Linked DNA regions of Homo sapiens: region 2 is linked to region 1. A link is a contact called in ENCODE Hi-C or POLR2A ChIA-PET data. All regions are on one chromosome and are shown on one strand. Each heading gives the region's core, a stretch centred on a gene start or an enhancer-like site at or near the end of the contact. The rest is flanking DNA. Distances are from core to core; before and after follow the strand shown.

Evidence for each region. Hi-C counts contacts between places; a loop is a spot of excess contacts on that map. ChIA-PET counts read pairs that join two places held with the same protein, here RNA polymerase II (POLR2A). Pooled maps may share reads with other maps.
Region 2: a map of HepG2 shows a loop between it and region 1 (4-fold over the local background). The contact joins the promoter of LRRK1-AS1 here to the enhancer-like site in region 1. A Hi-C loop is called at or near these places in 5 of 168 maps with a recorded cell type or tissue (HepG2, K562, Right ventricle myocardium inferior and 2 more), 4 of 37 single-sample maps with no recorded cell type and 8 of 50 pooled maps. POLR2A ChIA-PET finds 5 or more read pairs at or near these places in 5 of 52 experiments (HEK293, HepG2, activated CD4-positive, alpha-beta T cell and 2 more).

The regions. Positions count from the first base shown.
Region 1 is chr15:101,087,456-101,090,327 of GRCh38, forward strand. The region is part of intron 1 of LRRK1-AS1 (LRRK1 antisense RNA 1); the gene reads right to left. Among named protein-coding and RNA genes, the nearest start is that of LRRK1-AS1, 63 kb to the right of the region's middle. RefSeq lists a silencer at 1,418-1,657. Within about 2 kb of position 1,501, at least 4 of the 41 ENCODE cell types and tissues checked have a DNase peak (open chromatin) inside an H3K27ac peak, as active enhancers do.
Region 2 is chr15:101,150,440-101,153,139 of GRCh38, forward strand. It overlaps LRRK1-AS1 (LRRK1 antisense RNA 1), which reads right to left and starts at 1,400. Exons shown (of 3, transcript XR_001751724.2): 1 at 1,281-1,400.

The DNA.
Region 1 (2,872 bases), core at 251-2,750:
TTTCCCTTTCATTCACTCTTACGTTCAGAGGTCGGACCTAAGAGAACAGAGACACACTGGGTAGTGCAATATGAAGCGGGGCAGCTGGGGTCAGGGTCAGAAAATGGGGCTCGCACTCCCTCCAGCACCTCCTGGCTGGGTGACCCACAGCCACCTCCTCTCTCCTGGGACCTGCGGCTCCTCCATGCCCTGCCTCCTTGGTTGATGAAGAACCAATGGCTGTGTGCCACAAACTACTAGGTTCCATCACAATGGAGGCCATGGGGGCCTCAAGACCAAAGACCCCAAGACCCCTGAGTACAAGCAGGGGCAGCCAGGAATTGGGCCTCTGCTGGGTCCTGGAAACCCCAAAAGCTAAAGGCCCAGGGCTTCGCTCCAAACCTCTCCCTCGAGGCCACACTGAGGACTAAAGGAATTGCCAGAGCTCAGCCTCAAGGGGCTGTTCCTCAATGTGGTGTTGAGGGTGGGATTTGGAAATACAGGCCCAGGTTCGAATCCTCCCTCTGCCAATTGCCAGCTGCCAGACCCAGGGCAAGATCCTATGCCTCTTAGATTCTTGTTTCCTCAATGACAGAGATGGAAAATAATCAGGGATGACAGCCTGGAACAGCAAGTTGTAAGGGTGTATGCATAGACAGATCCCCACTGCGGAGAGCACGCATCAGGGAAGATGCTGCAGCCCCCACCCTGGCTCCTGAAGTACAGTTCAGGTGCATAAGGGCCTCCAGGTCTTTCCTGTCAATGTTCTTGGGGACTATCCATGGTCCCCCACCAACCCCACCCTCCTGACCTTGGCATGCTCAGGGCCAGTGTAACGTCTTTTGTGCTGTCTACTTCTGTTCCAGTCAGGGAGTAGACCCTGAACCTCAGGCTTGGCCTGAAAATTCTCTTCAGCTGCACACAGCTGTCCCCAGCACAGGGACAGGAACAGGAACCAGCAGCGAGGGGCCTGCCATCCCCCAAGTGACAAGGCCCTACAGAGGAACTCCCATCGCTCAAGGCAGGGCACTTGCCCCTCTCAGTTCTCAGGGAGGGATTGCATCAAAGTCAGGGGCTGGGCTGGGAGGACTTACTTGCTAGAGGGAGACAGGCAGGTGGACACTGGATGGGGGAACGAACGTGAGGGTCTGGGTGCAGAGGCTTCCTTGTCGCTTCAGAAAATGTGACACTCCTCATTGCAGCCCCTCTCCCAAAAACCAATCCTCCCCAGTCATCACTAACTCCCAGGCAGTGACGGGGAAGGAGGGCCAGGGGGACCCTTGGGCAAAGCCGGGGGCTGGGCCCTGTTTCTCCTACAGCAGAGAAAGAACTCGGTCAACCATGGTGGCTAGAAGCCGGGGGCTTGGGAAAGAAAGGTCTGCTGTTTGCCAAAATGTAACAGCTCCTCTCCCTCACTGAAGCCCGGGAGAGCAGAGAGCCGTGCCAACCTCTCCAGCCTATTCCTGAGGGCACCTGCCCCCATGCAACCCGCGGGCAGGAGCAGTTCCCTCGCCCGCCGCCAGGGTGCGCCCCGCTCCGAGCAGCCGGACGCCGTCCTCCCGCCGCGACGGGGCACCAGCCCGCCGAGAAATGGCTGCCCCGGGGCTCCTGCGCCCTCTGAGAAGAGTTTGTGGGCTTGATGAGTTTGCTTTACCAAGTATTCCCAAGTACGATGCCACGTGGGGAAAAAGGAACCCTTGTGGCGGGTGTGGACGAATGTAAATACAGACACCCCCGGCGGGCAGGCAGAGGCCCAAACAAGCGGGCCCGCCTGGGGGCCGGCTGCGGGGCGGACCTTCTTCTCCCAACGTTCTAGGCGGCATCTTGTATTTCTGGTGCAATAGAAAAGTTTTAAAAACGTAACTTGGCTTTTTTGCATGTACTACAGGCTCATGAATACTCTGTTCTCTATGTGCACGCATATGTATGTGTGTGTGTGTTCGTGTTTGTGTGTGCATATGTGTGTGTATGTGTATGTGTGTTGTGTTCGTGTGTTTGTGTGTGTTCATGTGTGTGCATGTGTGTGTAGGTGTGTGTTTGTGTGTGTGTGCACGCACACATGCTTTAATGTCTCTGGCATCTGGACCCGCGGCCAGGTGCAGGCCTGGTGGCAGAGTAGGGCTCTGTGTCCACACTAGGGAATTTGGGGGGTCTGCGGGCCAGGGGTACATTGGGAATAGGGGAAAGAGTAGAAAAGGGTCTGGAAATCCAGAGAACATTTTTCCTGAGAGAGTCTCTTGACAAAAGCAGCTTCTACAACTACAGCAGTCCCTCAGCTCTCACAGCTGGGACCTACTAACCCTTGCGCTGTTCTCAGCAAAACTCCTCAGAACTCAGCCACAAAAGGCAAGTCAGCAGTTCACACTTGTGTCAGCCACACAGAAACTGTATTCCACCAAGAACAGCCTGCCCCTAATACAAATAGGGCAGGGGATGGCAAAAGGTTCTGTCCCAAGTCCCCTAAACTGGAGCCACAGAGGGGAGACCATCCACAGAGGAAGCTCTGGGCTCCCGGGGGGGCTCTCAGGACCCCCCACTGCTTGGTTCCAGGGTGAGGCTCTGCCTGGCTCCCCTCATTCCGGAACCACAACTCACAAGCCAAGAAACACAAAACCAAAAGCCACATGAACAGGCACAGACAGCGAGGGAGGCAGGCCAGGCCCCAGGACAGCCTGGGGCACTCCATCAAACTGAATGACCCTGTGGACTCCAGTTAACCCTGAGCTTGCCCCTTTCCCCAGCCATGGTGAAAAAGGCAGAAATGGAGGGGCCTCCCCCATGCCTTGGTGGCCCAGCTCACTATTGGGCCTGTGGAGGACCTGTCCAGCAGCTGTTAGGAAGAGAAGAAGGTACTGGAAGGGCCTGATTAAGGCTGTCTGTGCAGCTGGATCGT
Region 2 (2,700 bases), core at 150-2,649, 63 kb after region 1:
TCGTCATTGTCGTCAAACCCAGAGCCAAGCTATACTTCCTCCCCAGTGAGTCCACGTTTCCCTGCAGGCCCTGCCCTGAGACCCCAGCTCCGGAGAGACCTGTCACTGGAAAGTGTCTCGGAAGCCAACTCCACCACTCGCTGGGGCTTTCCTTCCCTTCCTCAGGGGAGCAGAGGAGCTAATTGTCCAAAGGCCAAGCCACCTGCTGGGTTGCCCAAGGAATACAGGCCAGTCCAACCGGGGACAAGCACGTTAGACAGAAAAATAAAATTCCAGATCCAAAGGGGAAGCTGACAGCAGTGCATCAGGGGCACACCCACCCAGGGTGGACAGCAAAGTAGGCACAGGGGGCTCCACGGCAAGTCAGAGCTGAGTGTTCCTGGCAGGTGTGGGCCAGGAACTTGACCCAGAGCTCGCTACCCAAACATCCAAGTCACTGCCTGCTCTGGGTGAGGGGGTGCTTGGGACCACAGCTGGGGGAGGATCCTCAAGCACAAAACCAAAAAGCACCAACCCTAAGGACAAGATCGACCAGCCTGACCGCGTTACATTTATGAACTTCTGTTATCAAAAGACACCATAAAGGCCGGGTGCTACGGCTCATGCCTGTAATCCCAGCACTTTGGGAAACCAAAGCAAAGGGATCACTTCAGGCCAGGAGTTCAAGATCATCCTGGCCAACATGGCGAAACCTCATCTCTACTAAAAAATAAAAAATAATAAGAATAAATAAAAAATAAAAGTAAAAAAAGACGTCATAAAGAGGGAAAAGACAAGTCACAAGCTGACAATATTTCAACAATAATGAGCAACACAGAATTTGTATTCAAAATACAGAAAGAACCCCGCTAATCTAATAAGGAAAAGATAAACAATATAATAGGAAAATGAGCAAAAGACTCAGAGGGGCATTTACAAATGAGGAAACTCAAATTGCAAAGACGTGAAAAGCTGCTTAGCCTGAAATGCAAAAGAAAGTCAAGAGGAGAATGGGAAGCAACAGGAAATACATACCTGTCCTGAGAGGAAGCACATCTGCTGTCGGGCGTAACCACAGTGAAAACGCTGCACACGGGCACGAAAGGACAGAGAGTGTCTGTACAGCACGGTCCAAAACACAAAACACTGGCCATGGTCCAAAGAACCCTCAAAAGTAAACTCAACTATTTTTTAAACTGTACAGTCATTCAATGGAATCTAACATTCATTCAATGGACGCATGTGTCAAAAATCATAATTTTGAGCAACAGTGAGGAGAACACAGAATTTAAAAAGAATACCTGCAGCCAGCCAGAATGACCACCCGAAAGAGGCCTGCAGTCTCAGCAATCCGGGAGGCTGAGGCGGGAGGATCACTTGAGCCCAGGAATTTGAGACCAGCCTGGCCAACATACCAAGACTCCATCTCTACAGAAAAAAAAAAAAGAAAAAGAAAACTTAGAGGGTGTAGTGGCACATGGCCATAGTCCTAGCTACTCGAGAGGCTGAGACGGGAGGATCACTTGAGCCCAGGAGTTCCAGGTTGCAGTGAGCCAAGATTGTGCCCCTGCACTCCAGCCTGGGTGACAGAGAACGATCCCAAATCAAAAAATAGAGAAAGAAAAGAAAAATAACAAAAAGAATACCTTGAATCTGATCTTATTTATATAAAGTACAGAAATAAGAAAAACTCTATAATGCATTAATCTGAGATGCATATGTTCACAGATGGTAAAGGCATAAGTGTTCATTTCATGACTACTACTATTTATTTATTTATGTATTTAATTTTTTTGAGATGGAGTCTCACTCTGCTGCCCAGGCGGAGTGAATGGCGTGATCTCAGCTCACTGCAACCTCCGCCTCCCGGATTCAAGCAATCCTCCTGCCTCAGCCTCCCGAGTAGCTGGGACTACAGGCACGCACCACCACACCCAGCTAATTTTTGTATTTTCAGTAGAGACGGGGTTTCACCATGTTGGCCAGGCTGGTCTCGAACTCCTGACCTCAGGTGATTCACCCACCTCAGCCTCCCAAAGTGCTGGGATTACAGGCGTGAGCCACCGCACCTGGCCTACACTACTACTATTTAAACTGGACCTAAAATGATGTCTGTGCAGTATAAAACACCGCACCATTGTTTGTGATTGAAAAGGCTGAAATGACTTGTGTCCATCTGTAGGAACTGGCTCAATAAACAAAGATGCATTAAGGTTCATTGTGCAAAAGTTAAACAAAAACAACCACTCAGTAGAGGCTGTCTGCATAAACAGACCCGGGTATATTGACAAGTGTGAGAAATACAACCAAGCGTAGAACAGGCCGGGTCGCATGCTTTCCTCTTCTACAGGCAATGAGGAAAATAAGAACACTGTCTTGTTTGTCTTTGCCTGTTTTTGCTCACAAACCCAGGGTGACCGTTTGTCCTGTCTCAGTTGGTGCCTGCCTTTCTGGCACAACTTGATCACACCTTTCACTCTTAGCAAGGTCCTGGTTTGAAGGATGAATTACATGGGCCACCCTACTCAAAACCCACTTCACCTCCATCCCTAGCACACAGCTAGCCTGCATTTTCCCATCTGCCCTGCAGGGGTCTGGCCATGGGCACCAGCTCTAGGCAACGGCGTCTCAGTGGAAGTTACACCATGGCTCTCGGACCTGGACCGGAGAGCTCTGCCCTGTGAGATCCTTCCTCCTCCAGCTGTCTGGGCGCCAAGGCCC